3 separate regions of the Mus musculus genome follow, and regions 2 and 3 are each linked to region 1. A link is a loop called in an ENCODE intact Hi-C map of the cell type or tissue named here. Cell type or tissue: heart. All regions are shown on one strand. Links, peaks and the distances in the headings refer to the core of each region. The heading gives the core; the rest is flanking DNA.

What was found. Hi-C counts contacts between places; a loop is a spot of excess contacts. Peaks named below come from ENCODE experiments on the same cell type or tissue, not always from the same donor. Only the 100,000 strongest peaks of a DNase experiment are listed, where the experiment ranks them.
Region 2: it touches region 1 in a loop (2.7-fold over the local background); 7 of 42 quality-filtered maps call a loop at or near these places.
Region 3: a loop joins it to region 1, with 2.1 times the contacts of the local background. A loop is called at or near these places in 9 of 42 quality-filtered maps.

Annotation. Positions count from the first base shown.
Region 1 is chr11:117,649,879-117,657,305 of GRCm38, reverse strand. Tnrc6c (trinucleotide repeat containing 6C) reads right to left here and starts at 3,017. Exons shown (of 22, transcript NM_198022.2): 1 at 2,620-3,017. In heart, for the core only: CTCF peaks have their summits at 1,618 and 3,009; DNase peaks (open chromatin) are centred at 1,315, 1,765, 2,655 and 3,175; H3K4me3 peaks cover 2,820 bases; H3K27ac peaks cover 2,464 bases; H3K27me3 peaks cover 1,124 bases.
Region 2 is chr11:117,595,778-117,603,204 of GRCm38, reverse strand. It overlaps a transcript of Gm35170 not described here. Among named protein-coding and RNA genes, the nearest start is that of 2900041M22Rik, 12 kb to the left of the region's middle. In heart, for the core only: CTCF peaks have their summits at 3,328 and 3,972; DNase peaks (open chromatin) are centred at 1,847, 3,464, 3,954 and 4,384; H3K4me3 peaks cover 1,818 bases; H3K27ac peaks cover 795 bases; H3K27me3 peaks cover 3,175 bases.
Region 3 is chr11:117,478,295-117,485,721 of GRCm38, reverse strand. Gm34418 (a long non-coding RNA gene) reads left to right here and starts at 2,670. Exons shown (of 2, transcript XR_389180.4): 1 at 2,670-3,243; 2 at 5,658-6,150. Gm11733 (predicted gene 11733) reads right to left here and starts at 1,354. Exons shown (of 3, transcript NR_130966.1): 1 at 1,206-1,354. In heart, for the core only: no CTCF peak of the experiment used is centred there; a DNase peak (open chromatin) is centred at 2,901; H3K4me3 peaks cover 1,174 bases; H3K27ac peaks cover 1,404 bases; H3K27me3 peaks cover 399 bases.

The sequences.
Region 1 (7,427 bases), core at 1,284-5,283:
ACTCAACTCCTTATTCCAAAATGCCAAGTCAATTAAACATAAATATAAACCTATTAGAAAAGAACCCTTCTTATTAACCATATATCTGCTCCTTATGACAACACAAAACATAAAGAGGAAGACCAGCATTTACTAGAGTCCCTATAACCACCTAAACATTTAAACACCAGAATCAAAAGTGGAATTAAGATTAACCCTTTGCCAATCTTAGGGTCCAAACTGACAGCTTACTAGCACATGGGAGATCACTGTCAGATTGCTTTGGACAAGAAGCATGAGTTTAAATTCATAGTTTTAAAATCAGATCCATATAATTAAATCATATGTGTAGGATGCACAATTTAACTATTACTTTCTGAACTACTAATTTCTGATTACTCAAAATATAAAATAAAAATAGACTCTAAGAATCTTATGAAAACACAAGTACTAAGATAATTCGATAGGGAGAAAAAAAGTCTTTTCAGTATTGGTAAACGAAGTCCCAACTATTCAGACTCCCCCCATGAATAAAATCAATTTCGTCAATATAACAGAACCCTGTATTTTAGACACCTCATTTCCTCAATAAAAGCATCTTAACCACACTGAAATGTCCAAAGCAAGGCTCACCTCTTCTGTTCTGGGGGGGAAAAAAGGTGCCCTCTGCCAGCCAAGTTCAACTGGCTTGGGCTGTCTTATCTAACTCAGGATTTCATTTCCTAGGGAAAGAAGTCTGCAATCCAGGAATACAATTGTCAGCACCCCATATACAGTTCAAACTATCCTCTGAAGTCACTCAGGTCACATTTTTAGGGTCTGAACTAATTCACATAGTTATTCCAATCCAAAGACAGGAAATTGCATAAAATAACTGCATATACAGTCAGGTGCCATTCAGAGATGTGGTGATGAATAGACTATCTATACTGGCACAAGGCGGTTAACGTGCACACCAGACACCCAGAAAACAACCACTACCATCAGAACCTGGGCAGTACAATGGAGCAAAGGAGCCAGGAGACTCCGACGTGCAACTCCTTCAAGATGCCCAAGTTGGCCATCAATGGAGCACCATTTTGAGTTTTGAACCTATGTTTCACTCCCAGAAGCCAATGGGCAGACCACTCAAATGGAGGTTTCATCTGGCGAAGGCAAAGGTTGGAAAGAACTCAACTAATTACACACGGAAGCACCAGCACTGTCAGAAGTCTCAGAACGCCATAGGTGCAGCCGAGCCCCGCCGGCTCCTCCTCCTCCCCGGGCTCCCTCACAGCATCCCAGCACCATCCTTCATCAAGATTCCTCCAGCGACGCGCAGCGCGCGCGCCAACCGTCTCCTCGCCCGGCCAACGCACAGGGAGATGGGGGTGGGGGACAGCTTCAGGTCCACATCTGCAGGTTTTAACTGCTACGGAAGCATTCGCTACATCTCACCTACTTGGCGAAGCCGCGGACCAAGCTACCCTAAAAAAGCAGAGACGGCGTCGGGGCGCTCGGGTTTCCTTATCTGTTAACCCGGTCGAGGTAGCTGCATTGGCGGCGGTGGCGGTGCGTCTTCCTAGCACGCAAGCACTCCGCAATCCGTTTGCAACACCGTTACAAATAAATCCACCTCATTTCACAACTGTAGGGGGCCCTCGGGGTCGCCCATGGCTCACCAAACAACGCCACACTGCGGATCGGTGTATGCCACCCTTTGGGAACGCACGGTCTGCAGGGGACCATGCAAGGGGAGCGGGTATCATCCACCACTGCATTAGTTTTAAGAGAACGAGAGAGCGAGCGCGGGGGTTGGGGGGAACGGCTAAGTGTCCGACCCCTGGGTCCCCATCCCGATGTCGCACGCCCGGCCAGGAGCTCGCAGTCCGTGCCTCTCCTCCGCCCGTCAACCCCGGCCGGCGCCGCACGCGGGTAGCTCGGGGCCGCCGCGCTCCGGCTCGGCCGAACAAAGGGCCCGAAGACCTCCGGGCGCTGCGGCGGTGGCGCTCTCACCTGGGCTCCGTCCCCGGCGGCGGCTCCGCGGGGCTCCGGCGGCGCGGGCCTGGCGGTGGAGAGGTCGCTCTCGGCCGCCCGGGGCCCTCGGGGGCGCTCCGGCGGCGGGGGCCCGCTCAGTGCCGGCGCCGCAGGATCGAGTCCGGGCGCGGGCGGCGGGTGGGCGGCGGCACGTCCCGGCAGGTCCAGGTCCAGTGCCCGCGACGCCGCGACGCGCCCTGCTCCTAAGTCTCGGCGGGCCGCGGCTCGGACGCAGCCCGGGTCTGAGGCGGGGACGGCGATGGGCGGCTGGGCGCGGGGCCGCTCCGCTCCCTCCGCCTCAGGCTCCGGCTCGAGCGGGCCCGCGGCGGCGGCGGCGGGAGCGCGACGGCGCGAGGACCGCCTGTCACGGGGGCGGCCGGGGTGACCCGGCGGCTCTCAGGGCTGCACGGCGACGCGGACGGCGACGGCGGCTGCGGCTCCCGGGGCCGTCGCGCTGAGGTGCGGAGCTGCCACCGCGGCCATCTTGTTGCTCTAACTGACAAGAACCCCCCTCCCCCCGCTCCAGCCAGACGCGGCGCTCGCGCCCCCGGCCCCGCCCCGCGTGGGCCTCCAACAGGAAGTCGTACCGGCCCCCGGCACGTGACTCCCACCGCATCTGCATACCGGAGGGCGGAATGGCCAATCAGCGCCCTGATCCTGAGCTCCGCCTCCAGGCAGTGCTCCCGATCCCATTGGTTCGTCACGAAAAGACCACGCCTCCTCCTTCTCCCCTAATACCCGCCCGCGCTGTGGTCGTCCAGACCGCGCGTGGAGCGCGCGGGGGTGCGAGCTGCGCGTTCTTCACGCGCCTCGGACGCGCGCCTTTCCTCGGAGCTGACGCTCCTTCCCGGTCAATGCGGAGAGCCGTGCGGAATTCTCCCGTGGCCGCTTGCCTTCACGCTTTTGGGCACTGTGACTCCGCGTTAGCTTGCGCACCAAAGGGCCGCAGATTCAGTTCTGCGTAGCCGCCTCCGTTCTCCGGTTCTGCGCCCCGCCGTATCCCGGGTTTGCGCAGCGTTTTCGCCCGGCGGCGCTGGCCCTCTGCGCAGCGGCGCCCTGAACCTGGCGCACGCACTGGCGCGCCTCCGGCCCGTGCCGTGCACACGCCCTGTACCTCCCTACGGTGCACACTCGTACGTGCGCGGGACGCGGCCTAGAAGCTCGCTGCGCGCTCCTCGCGGCATCCTCTTGGCCCCCTCCTTCGCTCAGAGGCTCCCCGGGGATTGCTCTGACGCGAGCCAAACAATCCCGGCTGCAAAGCAGCCCCCTGGGGAGGCCTGCTTTCCCCGCAGCTACTCCACCCTACAGCGAACGCAACCTGCCCACCCCAAGCCCTGGGCTGAGACTACACACCCCGCATTTTCTTCCTGGCTCTGGGAAGCCCGCGGTGGTCCTCCATTCTTTGGCTCCTCCTTGGTATACATATACGTAATAATCTGGTGGGTAAGGTCCGAAGCACTGTGCGCTCCGTAGAGTCCCTTTCAAGTTTCTGTTCAAGCCACGGGAAGATTTTGAAAGCTCATATTTTTCTCCACAGAGGGTGATGGAAGGAGCCTAATTCCTCTCCACCACCACTCCCGACCCTGATGTTCTGGTAGATCCGCGATGCTTCTGAAAGTTGTCAGTGCTGTAAGAGGCCATTCCCTGTCTATGTGTTCCCGTCTGGAAGAAGAGACAACGCTCTAGTAGTACCTTCGAGATGCAGTTTTGCTGCCGCCAGTGTCATGTTTTGAAATGTTTGTGGAGAAAAGGGACACAACAGACTTGCTGCTCTCGTTTCCCTTCAGGGTCCCGTGAGCTCTGTACACTCCTTTCTTTCTATTATATTTTAAGCCTTCTGGTCGTCAGATTTACTTACTCTCCGAAGTCGGCTTCAAACGTCTGTTGTGTATTTTTCATCCTGCAAACCCATATCCCCTAGAAAGATCTGATGGCAGATGTGGCTCTCACAGAGACTTCTGCCTTTTCTATTCAGCATTTTATTGACTTCAGTTTAATTCTTGACTGCTGAGAACCTGTATCTTTTGTGTCTCAAAAGTCCAGATATTATCACATGATCCAGGAAGGAGCACAAATAGCATCCTGCAGTTACACAGCATGCACTAGGTAGATTGCTAAATCCATGAGGAGCCCAGAGTCTGGGTGCAAACAACACTGTAAAACTTCAGTTATTGGAATATTGAACCAAAATGACGTCATTTAGCATTTGTCCTTGCCATTCATTGACTTTGTGACCATGACCTCTCCTCTCTTCCAGCTTTCTTTGTGATCGTCCCCTCCCCTCGAGCTTACTTAGCCTGGCACAATAAGGATCTCTTCCTACCTTAGATATCCTAACACCACTAGAAAAGGTGGGCTATATCTTTTGGAATGAAAATTAGACTCATAGTTTGGAATATGGACTTGTGGTGGTAGAAAGAATATTTGAGGAAGAGGGGTGTACCTCAGAGGTAAAGTGTCAGCTGAGCATGTTCAAAGCACTGGGGTCATTCCCTGGTGCTGGTGTATCTGAGCACACGCGCACACACACACACACACACACACACACACACACACACAATTTAAAAGCCTGGCATAGTAGCACATACCAGTAATTTCAGTGCTGAGGGAGCAGAAACAGATTCCACAGGCTCCTTATCCAGTCTGCCTCATTTAATTGGCAAGTTCCAGGCCAGTGAGAGATCCTGACCCAAAAACAAGGTGACTGGTAGATGTGATGCACATCTTTAATCTCAGCACTCTGGACAACGAGGCATCTGAATTCAAGGTGAGCCTCGTTTTACATAGAGTTCCAGGCCAACCGGGGCTACAAGGTAAGACAAAAAAAAAAAAAAAAAAAAAAAAATCAAGGCAGAGGATGTCTGAGGTTTGTTCTCTGACCTATGCACACATGTATATGCACACACGATATATAAAAAAACCGGTATGATTACCTTCCATGAAAGTGTTCTGGAAGGTAGCCTGTCTCCTAGAGACCTTCCCAGAGGACCTATAGCCTAAGTCTTGAGGGAGGTCACAGAAGCAATAACAGAAGCTCATGGAAGGACACTGAAGAGAGAAGCAACAGCAAACAGCAGGGAGACAAGGGAACCTGGAGCACTGTGTTTATCAGGGTCTGCCACAGCTCAGGAATAGGTGACGGGCGGGCAGGGGCAATCGCAGGCAGCAGCTCACGCTGCTGAAGACAGCAGAGCTTTGGATTGCTGTGAACCTTCCTAGAAAACATATATGGCAGGTAACCTGGATAAAAAGGCCCACATAGGTGGGGATAGTGCTGAGGAGGAGCCCAGCAAAGTTATTCGGACAGGAACTGAGCAAATGCAGAATGGCGTTCCTTGGAAGTCAGACAGAGCAGGGCAGTGGTGGCACACGCCTTTAATCCCAGCACTTGGAGGCAGAGGCAGGTGGATTTCTGAGTTCAAGGCCAGCCTGGTCTCCCTGTCTCGAAAAACCAAAAAAAAAAAAAAAAAAAAAAAAAAAGGAAGTCAGACAGAGAGGACACACTTGAAGATGAGGCTTACTTAGACTCTGGTGTGCTTAAGGAGAGGACTTCTGATGGGTAACAGAGGTGAGGTTGTATATGGTCTAGTCTTAGTAGGTGGTGGGTAACAGCTGAGGAAGAGGCCATGGTAAAAACTGAAGCCTTAGGTATGTTCAGGTCTACGCTCAAAGACTCAGGGTGAGCCACAATGTAAAATGACTGGCAAGTCACAATGAGGAGGTCATCCACAGGGTCCCCAGCACTTTGCAAATCCCACTCATCTGAGCCCCGTGAGGACAGGCAAGTGGCTTAGGGGTGCTGCCATCTCTTTGATTCAGTTCCCCCAAATTGGTGATCTGGTGTACCCAGGAGAGAGATAAGGAGTTTCAGGTTTCAGGCTTTCTTTTAGAGGGAGGAGAGAGATTTGCTGGCAGGCTGGTAGGCTTCCGTGGGCTTCTTTGCAGCTTCCGTACTCAAGGTAAAGCCAACGGTAAGCCAGGAATGGGCCTTTATGTCACAGCTGGGAACTCCCCGTTTCGCTATCTGAACTCACTCCAGGCCGGCTTCTCTGATCTTAATACTCACACTGAGCCAATATTTGCAAGAACTCACACAGACCAAAACCAAATAGACACCTCAAGCTCAAGCTCGGCTGTCTGCTGGCCTGAGCTGTTGACAGTCTGCATCGACAGGGTGCAGTGAATATAAAAACAATGTTGCCTCTTTGTTCTCCATTTCTTCCTTGGCCCTTTTCCATTGCCCCCTCCCCCTTTCACTGTCTCAGTCTTAAACTGTAGCTCAGGCTGGGCCAGAGCTCGCTGCATAGCTCAAACCCATGGCAATCTTTTTGCCTCGCCCTTTTGAATGCTGAGGTTATGGGCAGGTGCTGCTTTGCCATGTGGGGTTTGTCATTGTTGCTTATTCGCTTCCTTTGCCCTCCTTTGTTTTGGCAGTGGGAAAAATAAAGCTTTGTTATGTAACTCAAGCTGGCTTTGAACCCTCCTGCCTCAGCCTCTGAGTGCTGGGATTACAGAAGAATGCTTCCCTGTCCACCCACACTGCCAGATTTGTAAATAAGGTCACCTTCTTCATGACTTTTCTGACCCGGTGTCACAACTTCTCGCTTCAGTGGGTGGCTCTTGTCATCAGGATCCCGATTGCTGGGATGAAACACCATGACCAAAAGCAAGTTGGGGAGGAAAGAGTTGATGTGCCTCATGCATCCACATCAGCTCTGGTTCTTCTGTCCCTCCAATAAGACTTCAGCATTGGGCTGGAGCGATGGCTCAGCCGTTAAGAACGCTGACTGCTCTTCCAAAGGTCCCGAGTTCAAATCCCAGCAACCACATGGTGGTTCACAACCATCCGCAGTGAGATCTGGTGCCCTCTGTGTGTAGCCACAGTGTACTTACATGTAATAATAAAGACTTTTTTTTTTTAATTCAGCATCAAAATTTAGGGTGAAGTTTCTAAAAAGGTAAAACAAACAGGAGATGACTGGGTTATCTCCTAGGTTAGAACTTAACAGAGTAGAGAGCTAGGCTGGAAGCAGAGCGTGTTGAGTCAGAAGGCTGGGCTGGAGGAACAGCTCAAAAACACTTGCATAGCATGTCTGAACTCTTCGGGTTCCATCCCTAGCATCTCAGAAACAAAAAGGACAGAGTCAAGAGGCTAGGAGTTAGAACACAGCCGCTGGAAGTTTGGGACAGGAAGGTGACCTGATTAAAGCTGTCCTAGGCAATGGCTGTACCATGGTAGATCAGGCTGTTCAAACAAACAGTTATTCATTCATTCATCATCATTCATTTGTCCTATGAGTTTACTCCCTCCTGTTCCATCTGAGCCCCGTGACTGCTTGTCTCCCTCCCTCAGGCTTAGACCTCCCTCTTCTGACTGTCATTCCATCCCAGCGCTGGCACAGTGCCTTGCACGCAGTAGGTATTTAATAACT
Region 2 (7,427 bases), core at 1,320-5,319, 54 kb after region 1:
TCTGAGTTCCATTCTGTGCCCTCAGCCCATGACGTGTCCTAGGACGGGCCATGGCTGTAAGTGCTGTGCCATCAAAGTCATACATATTATTCTCAACTCTCAAGCACAGCCCTTCTTTAGGATGCTCCCTCTCTGCCTGGTGGCATTGTCCTAAATATGCTGTGTCCTAGTTTGGGAACTGTGGGCTGAAGGAACTCAGTGGGGAGCAGCTCCCCAGGAGGCCACAGAGCCCCCCCATCTCTGTGGGGGGTCCTGTTAGAAGCTGAGCAGAGTCTTTATAGTGAAATTAGAACCCTTCGTGTTTCCAGTCAGTGGAGAGTTGGTTTGTGATCTGGAGTGTCGACTAATTATTTCTGAATCAAGGTCTTTGCTTCACCCTTTCCAGAGGGTTGTAGGTTTCTGGGGGGTAGATGGAGCCTGGGAGGTAGACAGCAAAGAACAGAAGGAGGGAAATAAGCTGGAGAGCTCAGGGAGGCGGTAGCCATGGGTGCTGTCCTGGGCTGGCCCATGCAGCCCTGCTGACCCACCTCCCACTCAGGCCTTAGCTGTGGCCACTTAGGGGAGTGTCTGGCCATGGGCAGGGCACCCCTCGGCACCTTAAGCCAGATGCCAGGAAAAAGTGGATCTCTCATCATTAAAATTCAGTGTCCAGAGAGTAGCAGCTTCTTGGAGCTGGCCTCACTGATCCTTTCAGCAGACCAGGATTCCAGCCATGGATGGCCCCATCTCCAGCTAGTCCATTCAGGTTGCCTCTGTGTGAATAACTTCTACTTTCACCAGGGTCAAACTTGACAGTTATCCAGAGGGAGTACCCTAAGAAAGACAAACCTGCTTCTGGACTGTAGAAACAAAGGACCCCAAAGAGTTGGCATTCCCTCGGGAATCTCAGGTGGGGGAGCGGGGCAGGAACAGAAGCCCTGGTGCCACCCAGAGGAGGGACTTGCTTCCCAGAAAGGGATTGCATACAATTCTGACACATTGTCAAGTCACTTTGCAGGACTTACTTGAGTGGAGATGGGTCAGTCCTGGACAGGGCCATGCCTCGACCAGGACTCCTTAGTGACTCTGCAGACCTCTTGCCCTACACTTAAGCCTTCGTTTCATGTCACACCTTGAAGGTGGATTTGGGGGAGGGTCACTAGAATTTTACCTCTTCCTTTTATATGATTCTATTTCTAAATTACATTTATTTCTTTACGGACAGGGAGAGTGGTATGTGTGGAGATCAGAGGATAGCTGGTAAGATTCGCTTCTGTCCTTTACTGTGTGGGTCCTGGGGATTCCACTCAGGTTGCCACGCTTGGTGGCTGGGGACTTTACCCACTGTCTCATCTCGCTGGGGTCATTTATCTGAAAGTGGCCACATGGCAAAAACACAAAATAAAACAAACCAACCAACCAATCTCCTTTCTGCTCTTCTCTAGTTTTTGTCTTTTGAATTGGCACTGTGGACAGGTAGCAAAGCCTCTACTATTGGGGTGTGAGCCCTAAAAACTCAACAGCTCTCCCCTTCCCTCAGGGCTTCACAGTGCCTCCTCCTGCCCACCTTGTGCTTTGTTGACCACCTGAATGGTTGGTTCCCTCTTCCATCAGATTCTCTGAGGGTCAGATATGCCCTTTTATCTCTCCTTTTACTCTTGTTGTGTTACCAAGTTGTGAGCTAGGCAACTTGGCAGTGTGACTGTGTGAAGGGGACCTTGAGGAGTGGCACCACCCCATCCCTTGCCTGCATTTTTGGCTCCAAAAGACCAGCCATCAGAGACCACAGCGGCAGCCACCACCCCAGGAAATGGTGACAGACTCACGGGTGTGTGCTGACATCTGTTGGCCTTTGTCCTGCTGGGGAGCCCCCTGAACTCCAGAGGCCAGGGCTCTGTCATTGTGATGGATAGAGGGGGGAGGGGTTGGTTACAGCCGCCCCTCCAGCTTGTTTTCAACTTTCTCCCCTCTGGGACCTGAGAGTCCGACAAAGGCCCATCAGGAGGGCGTAGGGGGTCTTAGAGGATGGAGGGGGTGAAGATCTCTAGCTTGTTCTCTCTCCCTTCCTTTCCTCTCCTTCCTCCCTTTCTCCCCCTTCCCCCCTTTGAGTAGCACCCTGGAGCCCTTTAAAGGTGAAGTGTGCTTATGTGGCCTCTACAGGAGGTTGCCAGGGTTGACAGCTAGAACAAGAGTGATTAATGGCTGCTGTCCTGCTGGTACCCAAGGAGAGTCTTCGCTAGCCTCTCAGAAGCCCTGGTCAGCTGTGCCTCTCAACAGGCTTTGAGCCAGGATGAGGGTGAAGTCCATAGGGAGGCCCAGGACGTTTCTGCCTTGGTCAGGATGCTCTCCACATTGTTGGGTGAGGGTAGCAGGTGGAAGGACTAATGGTCTGGCAGCCTTGGGGCTGGAGTGAGCTGGAGTTGGTGAGACTCTGAAACACGGTACTTTTGCATCCTGTAGTGTCACAGAATCGTCACGTGTCTTAGCATGCTTAACCTTTCCCCGTGCAAGATGTGCCACTGAGGTTTGGGGATATCCAGTAAGATCCCGTAATACCTTGATCTTAGCCCACGGTGGTGGTGGTGGTAGGGTCCTAGTTGTGAAGACCGGGGCTCACAAAGACTCCCTAGGAGGTTACCGAGACCATTCTGGTCTGTTTCCATATTGAGGTCTCCTGATCTGGGACACCCGGACTCATCCTGAGGGATGAAACTGTAACCCTGTTAAGATGCCCAGCCAAAGCTTGGCACACTGATGGAGGCTGAGGTCACCTAGCCCTAGCGGAGAAGACACTGAGCTGGTCCACATAGGGCGCTGACTCCAAGTCCTGCATCTGTGGTGGCCACAGGTGTCCCCTTAACAATGCTTCTAAAAGGACTCGCTGCCTTGTTTCTTTCTAGGAACTCTAGGGGCTTCATTAATAGCTGGAGTCTAGAGGTCTCTGTCATCAGGACTTGGGTCCAGGCCGCTTTCCTTTCTTCTGATGGTTTGTTTGCCGCCGCGGGGCCTCATTCCCCAGGGGCCGGAGCTGTGAGCCTTGTTTTGGACCTTCCTAATCCAGAGAAAATGCAAGCCGAATTCTCCACAGAAAGATATCCTGACTCTGCACTGTCAAGCATTAATAACTTAGCTATTTTTGGATTCACAATAAGGATCGATACCCCCGGGGCCATTAAAATGCCACCGTAAGTGTTTACATCATTTCCTTGGCTGAGCAGAGCTTTGGAAAAGGGATAAAAGGAAACTAGAAAACAGACAGACTTCTGAAGACCATGGAGTTAGCCGGTGGCTTCCTTCTCTCCCCGTGAGCAAAATTGGGGTCAAGTGACACTTCCTGAACGTGGAGGAGGGGAGTGTGTCCCCCTCTCTGGTCATCATCGGAAGCCCTTTCTCCTGTGACACTCAGAGCGGCTCTAAGCTAGACAGACACTTTTGCTCACGGGGTACTTACACGTCGGAATTAAATCCCTGTAGGGGAGTGGGAGGGATGGAGTGAAGGAGGCCAACAGGGGTGGAGTGGGGGAAGAGAATCATGGGGCGGGGAAGGGGTGGGGGGAGGCAGAACCTTCTGGCTCTGCCGCTAACCACACACACCCAGACGCTGGTGTACACCCTCAAGGAGCCCAAAGGGATAGCAATATATCTGCCATCTATTCTGTATCCTGAACGCTTTTGAAATGCCAAGCTGGCTTCCCTCTGCTTGTCCCCACCCCTGAGCAAACCTCAGAGGAGCTGTGCTCATAAGGCAAATCTTTAGCTTCCCTCCCTCTTCAAGGTAGGTCCCCCTGCCTTGCTGCTCAGGGGTCCCTCTGCTCCCTTTTATTAGAGAGACGTGGTTCAGGGTCACCTTGTGCTTGCAGCTCAGAGGTGGTTGGGTAGAGCACACTTTGAATGCTTTACGCGTCGTTCCACCCTGAGACGGGCATTTTCCTTTCAGTTTCTCTTCCGTAGGTCGTGACAGATTCTTATCTTATTTCCAATCCTGCCTCCCACCCTCATCCCTCCTGGTGGAGAAATTCACATTTTTGCCAGATGGCTTGGCAGTCTCCTATCCCCAAATCCAGGTACAAAGTTCTCCTGTCCACGCAGGCTGGGGCAGCTCTGTGACCTGCAAGCGCCTAGAGCCCAGTCCCCACAGACCTGTGCCCATGAGTAAAGAGCTGACCAGCCAGATACTCGCCATGCAAACATAAGAACCTGGGTTCAGATGCTGAGGTCCGAAGCTCTGACCAGCTCGAGATCTGGAGATCTGAGTTCCTTCCTGCCCAGGGCTGGCTGAAGAATCCTGACTTGTTTCTGTTCCAGCAATCCCCGAAGCGAGAGCTTCCATGTGCCCATACACCCTCCCAACCCCCTTCTCTAGTGAGGCTCTGGGGCCGTTCGGGAACAGCAAAGGCATTCTAAATCTTCCGGAGCTGGGTTGCAAGTCTTAGCATATCAGTTCATTGCAGGAGGTAGCCATTGTGGCAACAACATTATGCCGCCTGTCGGGGTCATGTGACCAGCATACCTATAGGTCTCTGTTTCTGTGTCACACAGAATCCCTAAGTGTTGTGATGAATAGATTTTTTTGTCTTCCTTCCTGCAGCCCTACCTGAGTTGGGGGTGATAGGTCTGGATAAAGGGTCAGAGACGGCATCCCTCACAACCTCCTCTCAGAAAGCTAAATCAGAAGTCATAGCCCGCCAAAACGTGGTGTCAGGCCCACACACCTCAGGGGCTTATTTCACCTCTATATAACAGCAGGGGTTGACAGCCCCATCCGCATTCCAGTGAAGTGACCTTGGGGGGTGAAATGACTTCCAGAGGTCACCTCCCGCAGGAAAGAGGAGGTAAGCAGTGCTAGGCTTCTCTGGGTGTGGAGCTATGAGCTTTCCCTCATTTGTCAAGGTTCTCTGTGGCTTTACCTCCACTGTGCCCAGCAGCAGGAGGGCATGGATCTGATTGCTGGCTGGTCTCCATGGCAACAGCTGATGAGCCAGCCAGCATCGGATGATGGCAGAGCCTCCAGCCTCCAGATGCCTCGGAGTAAAAGCAGGGTCTGTAGGGGAAAAGAGTACAAGGTGTGTGTGTGTGGGGGGAGTTGGGGGTGAGAGGTGTGGATGTGGGAAGGCCCCCTCCTCCGCAGCCTTCATCTTAGTCCATCCCTAGTCCTGCTGTGGAGTTTTGTTCTTTGCTGGAAAGGTTTGTTCTTTTCTCATGTATTTCCTGGATATATATCCTGGGTTGGACACAGGGCATAAAAGGATCTTGCCCTCAAGGGAATACAGTCTAGGGAAGGAAGCTAGCGGATTGCCAGGTCGTCCAGTCTGCCAAGAATGAAGAGTGAAATGGTAAATATCGGGGCCCTGTGTAAGTCACAAGAGAGGTGCCTCCTTCTGAATTCCAGGCTTGGGGGAAGATAGAATATGTCTCTGGGGGTGTTCCTAAAGGATGAACAATCCATCAGAGAAGAGTGGGATCGAAGGATCCAGGTTCTCCAGGTGGGGAGAAGGACAGGGATGGAAAGGAGAGAGCGGGTTTATTTGTTGGGAGTCTGCAGTGTCAGGAGATTTTCACAGAGATGGGCAGGGGAGTGAGGGTTGGCTTGTCTTGGATCCGGAGTAGAAAGAAGGGGGAAAGCTGCCCCAGGCTAGGCCTGGGCAATAGGACAAATGTGATTGTCACGTGACACTAAATTGAGCATCCTCACCTCCAACATTACAGATAAGGAAGTTGAGATCCAGGTAGCTGCCCTGGACAGAGCAGGGAGTGGGACTCCAGGCTTGACCTAGGCGGATAGCCCCTCCTGCTGAGATTCCTCCTCCTCCCAACCTTGCACCTAAACTTAGTAGAGTGTGTGGATCTGCCAGGATTGGCTAGCTAGCTGCCTGTCTCAGGGACTCTCCTGTGGAAGGGCTCTTGACCCCCAAGGATGGTGATGCACAGTGGGCTCCTGGGGGCTGTGTGTGGATCCCACAGAGTCCCTGTGAAGAGCAGACCGCACTGGTTGCTGGGTGACTAACTGCTTGTGGGGGTGGGGCTTCTGCCCTTCTCTCTTCTCCCTCTCTCCTCTGGTTTGCCACACATGTACATTTGCACACATGAGCATACATCTGTGCATACACTTGAATATCTCCGTTTGCACACTTACACCTCACCCCAGTACCTTTGCACACCACACACCCTGTGCACCTACCTGCGCGTGCACACTCACACATCTCAAGCACACCTCGTAAGTGTGCACCCACAAACACCTGTGTAGTGGGACGTGCACACAGTGGCTTGTGCCCTCCCGTCACTCTTCTCTCTTCTGTTCCTCCAACATCCCCTTTCTTTATTGGAAGACTCCCAGCCTGTGTCCTGCTGTTTGTCTCCCCAGTGCTGGACTGCTTCACATCTTTCCTGGAGCTGGTTGCAACTAAAGGGTGAGGCTGAGAGGAGACCATGTTAAGGGCTCTGTGGACAGGATCTAAGAGGCTACCCTGGGGCAGCCTGTACCTCCCAGGCTGACCTGGCACCCAGTCTCCTGGGCCTCAACCTCTCTCCTTTTGGCGCTGTCCTCTGGGTCTTTAAGCGAGCAAATACTCCCAAAGGTGGATCCTGACAGCTTCCAGGACTTCCGCACGGCCCGGGCAAGTCACAAGATATAAATGGCCTCCAGGAGTTGAGTAGTATGGGGTGGCCCAACCAAGCGTCAGCCCAGGGCCTCTCTGTGGCTTTTGCTTTTTGCTTGGCTCTGCCTCTGTCTCAGGCAGGAGGCCAGGCCTCAAGAGTCAGAGGTTCCTGTCTGAGCGACGAGGTACCTATCCTGCATCACCATACCCTGCCAGCTGGGGCAGGAGCTGCCATGCCCGACATAGCAGGGCCTAGCTGCAAGATAATGCCAAGCTTGGAACACAGACTTTCCTGGCCACCTACTGTGTACTGGGCACTGTTTCAAGTGTGTTCTGGGTGGTGACTAGGGCAGAGATTCAGAGGGAGTGTCATATTTTGCCCATTGCACAGTCCACGTGACATAGCTAGCACAGCGAACACATTTAATTTGACTTGAACCCTGGGCAGTCTGGCTCCGTGCTCTCACCACTGAGCCACCCAGTTTTGCCCTGAGCCTTGCTGAGGCTTGCTGGGCTCATTCTCTGTTCCCAGGCAGTCAGGCACAAGCACCCCATTCATTCCAGCCACAGTCTGGCCCAGCTCCTTTGCTTCCAGGACGGGTAGCCAGGGACATCTCACCTCTATGAGAGGTCTCCTCCAGCCATCTCCCCAGACCCCACCAGGATCTGACTTTTCTCTGTGGGTATGGAGAGGTGCCAGAAGGGTCAGTCTGGGGTGAAGGAGGGAGATGTTTGGAATGACGCTTGCTTGGCCATGGGGGAGTGGGTATCTGCTGCCTGCGCCCAAGTGAAAGGGGAGTAGTGAAGGCCTTAGCCTATATGGTGACCAGGTCTAGAATCTTTCCCACACAC
Region 3 (7,427 bases), core at 1,320-5,319, 170 kb after region 1:
CACCCCCTAGTCTTGTGTCTCTGCTTTCAAGGACAGCCTTATCCCAGAGCTGCCTGTAGCCTGCCACTGGCCTCTCTATTAGCACAGGCCCTGCCCCACCACTCAGTAGTAGTTTCTGAGAATGTTGATATTCCACGATAGGAACCGGGGCAACCACCAGATACAAGTCTTGATATCCCATTGAGGGGTTGTCATGATCATTTTACCAAGAGTGGATTAAGGCTGAGAGAAAAAGATTAGGCTCCAGGTCCTGCAGATGACCACTGCTGGAGCCAGACACATCAGTGTCAAATTCGCTAGACTCAAGCCCTACACAGACTCTCCCTATCAAGTGAAGGACCCATGGGGGTAGGGTAAGGGGTGCTGAGAAAGCCCCACCTTGAGTCTACGTAGAACTAGACAGCAGACATATCCCCCTCAGGTCTACGTAGACCCAGACAGTAGACATACATTTCTGCTGTAATAGATTTCCTAAGGGGGATGTACAGACTCCTGAAATGGACACTCGGGTCTTCTCTCGGGTGTCTGAGCTGTCACCTGCCTGTGCTGCTTCCAGGCTGGGAAACTATGATAATTGCTTTTGATTGCCAGCTTGACACGATCTATGATGCTTGGGAAGGGTGTCTCAGTGAGGGATGGTCTAGATCAGATGGGCCTGTGATTGTCTCTGGGAGACTGTCTTAATTGGTGTGGGAGGACACAGCCCACTGTGGATGACCCCATTCCCTAGGCAGTGGGTCCTTGACTGTGTAAGAGCAGAGAGGAGTCTAAGCATAATCAATCGCGCATTTGTTTTCCTCTGCTCTTGCCTGTGGATGCAACCGGAGACCATCTGTCTTAAAGTGCCTCTACTGTGACTTCCCCAGAGTGGTGCATCGAAACCTGGAATTAAGTGCTAAAATAAGCACTTCCTCCCCCCCCCCCACCCTCCCCTACCACCAAGAAGCTTTTATTTAGGGTATTTTATCACAGCAACACAAAAGAAACAAGGATATCCATGCTGGTGCTAGCTCCAGAGCAACCATCACTAGGATGGGGGCTCGCTGGGTCAGCAGCCACCCTGGTCCCAGTGGGCATTCAGGGACAGAATCCATGACAACTGAGCTACACAGGGCCACCCACAAGGTGGTGTGACCTCGTGAAAAAAAAATCAATAGGCCTCTTGTTTTTGTATCCAGAAATATTTTGTCAGAGATGATACTTGCCGGGGTGACAAGATATTTTATGACAGAGTGTGCGGCAAGCTCTGGGGTCCCAGGTGGCTTCCAGCATGGGCAGACATCCTTTCCTGTCATTACGGATGAGTCTTGCCTGCACGAGGCAGTGCTGGATGCTCAGCCAGCCAGCTCCTCTTCTGTGGGAAGCCGGGAAGGAGGCTGAGCTGCAGTGCACGGGATGACGCTGGCGTCTGGGAGGCAGATCCCAGCATGGCAGAGCTTGGAGCTCATGTACCTGCGCCAGGGCCTGCCCTCACTGTACTGGAGCGAGAAGCCTGGAGGGAGGTTGACAGGAGCTACCGGAGAGATGGGACAAGCTTTCAGCTCAGGGTTTTTACTGTTCCTTCTGAGTGTCTAAAAAAATAAAATAAAATAAAATAAAATAAAATAAAATAAAATAAAATAAAATAAAATGATTCCTTCCAGCTTCCCTCCCTCCCTCTAATCTTTCTTCTTTCTCTTCTCTTTTGCCTCTTTCTTCCCTTCCTAATTCCTCTATTCCTGCTTCTCTTTCTCCTCCTTCACCCTTTCTGTCTTATTCTCCTCCCACCCCCTCCCCTTCTCCTTCCTTCTCATCTCTTTCCCTCTTCCCTCCCCGTTCCAGTCCTCTGTCCGTCTGTCAGTCTCCCTTCCGTCCTCCCATCCCTCCCTCCTTTTTTTAAAAACAAACATCAGAAGGCCTTCTTTGCGCTAAGTTCCCCTATGGATATGCTGACTGACAGGAGAGGAGAGGGGTGGGGTGACCAGGTGCGACTAGAGCCCCCCCCCCTCTTCTCTCCGGGCTGGGGAATAAAGAAGAGGGGCTCCAGGAGTCTTCCTCTGCCTCACAGCTCCTTTGCCTGACTGAGAGATGCATGGTGACTTGGGACACCCTGTTAATTTTCTTTTATATTCTAAATGGCTGTCTACATCTGTCCCTCTCTTGTCTCTGGGCCTTTTGACCTATGTATACCCCGAGGTGGAAGTGGAAAGGGACTCCGTCTGGTGACCTGACCACTGGCTGGCTGAGAGGTTCCAGGCGGTGGGAGCCATGCAGATTCCCAGGCTGCTATCCAGATCTCAGGGTTACAATGTCAGCTTGGGCGTCCAGGGAAGAGCTGCCTGCCTTTCTTCAGTGCATAGAGAGGCAACCCGAGGCTGAGCAGGTGGGAGGACTGGAGAGGACTGGGGACGATCATCGGGTGCTCTCCCCGCTCCTAGCTCCTAGCTTTAGTCTCTGTGGGTGCCTATCACAGTTCGTACAAGGCCTAAGAGAATCCGAATCCTTCTTCCCCTTCTCCTCAGCTCTTCCACCTCGCCAGCTCCTCCTCCTCCGCAGCTCCTCCCCCTCAGCTACTCCTCCCCCTCAGCTACTCCTCCCCCTCAGCACCTCCCCCCGCCCCCCCCCCCAGCACTTCCTCTTGGGCTCACTGCCAGATCTGCCCATGATCGAAGAATCCCCAGCACCTTCCTCGCAGGAGGAGGAGCCAGAACCCAAACAGCAATTTCTCAGTGCTTCCTAACTAACACACAAAATCTAGTGCCTCGGGCCTGTCTTGTCACCCAGCCAGCCAGGGGCACCCCTGCCACCCAGACCTGAGGTTGGAGAGGGTCCTTGCTGCTGAAGTTTGGGGGTGGCTCCAGGCTGTGTGTGGGGCGCTCATCTCCAGCCCGCAGGCAGGCGCATGCCAGGATGCTGGCTCGTTGCCCGGGCAGAGGAACACAGACTTGCTGCCGTGGAGTTAATTAGGAAGAAGGGAGGTGGTGGAGGGAACTGGCAAACAAGAGAGGTGGGCCGTGCCAAGCGACTGATGCCACGTGCCGCGCCCCGGGTTTTGGGTGGGAGATGGGCAAAGCTGGCTGTTGGGAGGTCGCCTCACCCCGGGCGATTCTGCACCTGCCAGATCGGCAAACGGGACAACGGGACAATGAGGCCCCACTGCTGGATTTTATCAGGTGCCTCCTGCAACAAGAGACCAGGCCCACCTCTCTCGGGGATTCTGGGGAAAGCCCAGCTCCTCTGCAGAAGTCAGAAGCCACACCGGAGGTAATTAACGCAGAGAAACTGGGAGGAAGAAGAAATTACAGCTGGAACTCCTCCTTTGCACTGGGCCGGCCTCCCTGACTGCTCAGTAGACCCAGTGGCCAGGGCGCCTGCTCCTACTTGTGCAGGTGGAAGGGGTATCACTGATATTTTTTTAAGATTAATTAATTTTAAAAGGATTTATATATTTTATGTGTATGAGTACTTTGCCTGAATGTATGTCTGTGTACCAGGTGTGAACCTATTTCTTGTGGAAACCAGATAAGGACATCAGATCCCATAGAACTGGCTGTAAGCTACCTTTTGGGTGCTAGGAACCAAATTCGGGTCCTCTGTAAGAGCAGCAAGTGTTCTTAATCCCTAAACTGTCCACCTCCCCAGCATCTAAATTTCAAACGCTATTTTTATGTTTACTTATTTGTATGTTGGGGGGGGGCACAAGTGTGCCATAGCACATGTGTGGACATCCGAGAACAACTACGGGAGTCAATTCTCTAGGGGGTCAAAGCCAGGTCATTAGGCTTGGTGGCAAGTACCTTCAGCTACTCCCTGCCCTCTGGTGTCACCATTGTTAAAGCACGTTGCTGGCCAGAGCTTTAACTCAGCAGGCTCTGTGTGCACACATGTGTTTATGTATGCATATGTGTGCACACATGTATGTTTCCATGTGTGTTCGTGTGTGTGTGTGGCTCAGAAGCTCCACAGCTCAGCAGCTTAGCTGCTTCTACACTTCAGGAAAACTTCTTGGCCTTGTGGAGATGGCAAAACAGTTGCCCGACAAGCATGGGACCTGAGTTCAATCTGAAGAATACACATACAAGCCAGATATGGTGGCCCCTGCTTGTACTCCCAGGGCTGGGGAGATGGGGACAGGGAGGCTCCTGGGGACAGGCCAGCCAGCTAGCCTGCTCATTGGGTTTCAGGGCAACAAACAAGGTGACAGCACCCAAGGAATGACAGCCAAGGTTGTCTTCTGAGTGCCATACACATTCACATACACACCCATGAACACACATGGGAACATACAGGTGTGCACTCATGTGCATACATAAACACACGTGTACACACATTCACACACACATACATGAGCATACACCTGTGAACACACATACGAACATACATGTGTGCACACATTCACACACACACATGAACATACACCTGTGAACACACATGTGAACATATGTGTGTGCACGCATGTGCATACATAAACACACACGTGTGCATGCACACAGACCTCACTGCTTTGGTATCACAACCATTTTCTTCAGTTGTTCCAACTGCCACCTAAATCCCCATATATCATTCGTATTGAGCCCTGGGCAATGAAACACGTGCACATATGCACACTTACATAGGGATGTCAATCCAGGGACATTACAGAGCCTCTCTAGGAGCATGGTAGCAGCTGTCCAATGCCCTGGGGTTGCTCAGCCGAGCAAAGCTTCCATTTTCAGGGAGCTTGGAGCACAGCTGTGCATAGGGTCAATGCCACATTCTCTCCTAGCGGTTTGCTCCAGGATCTCTGGGCAGGCCATCATGCCCTACCTGGGATCTGAACCCTGGTCCTCGAGCTTGAAGAGCCACTTCCCCAGCTCCTGATCTCTGGTTTTCAGCTGGAGGGTTTTGACTGTTCCTGTTTAATGGGCTGTCTCTGGGGTGGGGCTCATGTCCGACATCTTGCCTTGTCCTTGCTGTTTATCCCACCTGCTCTGTCCCTCCCTCCTCTCTGCCTTGTGTATTTCTTAGGATTCCATTTGTTGCTGTGTCAAGGATTAATCATGTATCCCAGGCTGGCCTTGAACTTGATTGTAGCCGAGGATAGCAGCCTATAACTTCTGCTCCTCCTGCCTCTATTTTCCAGTGCTGGGAATATAGACCTGTGCTGCCATAATTACTTTATGCCCAGTTCATGTGGTGCTGGGGGTTGAGCCCGCTTAGACTCTCTTGGACCCCAGTTTATCCTCTCATGAAGGAATAGCAGTGTGTGCTCGCCCAGCTCCGCAAGCCATGTGTTGTGGTTCCCTCTGTCTTATGTTAGGCAGTGTGCTGCATTTGCACTGTGCGGTTGGTTGTTACCAGTTCATTGTTAGTCTCTGCTCCCCAAAGTCCAAACAAGTGAGGCTCAGCCACCTGCCCCAATACATCCAACCCAGAGCCAAGCAGCGCCACCCTGGGGAAGCAGGTAAAAAACTTTCCATGACTCCAGATCCATCCAAGAGATGACTGCTTCTATGCTGGGGGTGGGGGGTGGGGGGTGGGGGGGTGGGGGGGTGGGGGGGTGGGGAAGGGGGTAGCCTCAGCTCCCACGGTTCTTAGTGACTATCATGGGTCAGCTGTCCTGTGGGGCTTCCTGTTGTCTGGGGCAGGTGTGGTCTCTTGTTGTAAAGATGTTTATTGGATGATCCGGATGTTTCAAGGAACCGCTGCACCTTGGAAGGAGAGAAGAGCCATGAAAGAGCAGAGCGACTCAGAGAGCAAGGAGATGGCGTCAGGCCAGCCACTGGCCTCAGGCAGCAACAGGGCCAAGCTCTACGGGGCTATGGGTCGGAGGGAGGCAGGAGCTCACCTCCAGCACCCACAGAGCCTTGGCAGCAGGAGAGAAGTTAGCTTGAGAAACGCACGGAATGGATGAAGAGAAGAAAGCTCGGTCCACTTAAGTGCATCGAACATAAATCGGAGGCTGGTTTCCAGCCCTCCATAGAGCTGGCCTGGGTCCCCCTCTTTGTGCCGCACTCACAGCCCTGAGCTGTAGTCTGCTCATCTTTAAGCCCAACAATCCCCGTGCTATCTCCCCAGCTTTTCAACCGCTGCAGCTCACGGCCCTGAACACATTTTGTGAAGGGCTAGAGCTGGACATATGCGAACAATTAAACTCCTCTAGATCCTCCACCCAGGAGCCAGGCCCTGAGACATGAAGTCATGCTTCTATTTTTCTCTCTTTCCTTGTGGAGAGGAGATTTGGGAAGGGTGGAGGGACCTGGCAAGAGGGAGAGCAAAGATGGCCGGAGCAGGAGAGCTGCCGGCTGGAGATTTGTTCTGGAAGCTGCAGATGGTTCCAGAAGGCGCTGGTTGCCCCCAAGGGTTCCCTCCTCTGGCCGCCACTGCTTTCCCTGATTCTTCCCATTGTTCTGAAGCCAGATGCAAGGACTCCTGTTCCAGGATACTGCCTCCCTCCCCCTCACAAGTTAGAAAGAAGCCTTGGGTGAGGGGCGCTGAGGGATTGCAGGCGGGGGAAGGGCTGCCCCTCTGCCAGGCACGCTGCGCTGCGGAATCACTGTTTTCTTTTCTTTCTTTTTTTTTTTTGAAGTCAAAACCACTCATGAGGCTTCCCCCTCCCCTACCCAGAGCCCCTCCATTATCCCTAGGCCATTTGGTGGTGGTTGCCATGGAGACCACAAGCAAAATGGCATGCAAATCAACACAGCAAGAACAACAGCAGAAGATGGGCCCAGGGAGTGAGGGCAGCTGGAAATGCCTCTACCCACAGCACCCCTAGAATAAAAGGCTCTGGATCCCTCAGGGTTTGAGGAGGTTCCCCATCAGCCATAGGACGGACGGAGGCTGAGTGGGTGTCCTGAGAGGATAACCAAGGAAAACTCAAAAAGCGATCTGCCTACTTCCTGGCCCAGTCTTTAGCATTAGCCATCAAATAGGGAGGGGCTCTAGGTCTGGCTTGGGGCCAGAAGGATGCTCAGGGCAGAGGCTTTCCTGGCCAGAAGATACCTGGCTCACAGCCATCCAGGGATGAACATGGCAGATCAGCCATCCCAAAGCCAGGTCCCTCGGGCTTGGCACAGGCGCTTTCTCTCCACCCATTTGGAAACCATCTCTGTTCAGACTCCTGGGGCCTCAAAGAGGCAAGGCAGCAGCTCAATTTTTTAAGAAGAAAAAAACCACAGCTCCCAAGAATCTAAATCTGTGAACTTGGGGCCTCTTGATTGAAATGAGAGTTGACTACGGAACTGGGGGTTTGGATGCCCTTTTCTGTATCCTAGAGGTTTCCCCACTGAGGTTGATCAAAGGCCCAGGAAATGGCCTGCGATAGGCTAGCGATCATGGTGCCGCCTCATGTTCCTGCTCAGAGGCAGTGGGGAGAGAGGGAAATGTTCTGCACGTGGCCTGGCTCCCTGGGTTAGGAGTGATGTGGAGGCTTCTTGGAGCAGTATCCCCAAAGCAGCAGTCAGTTC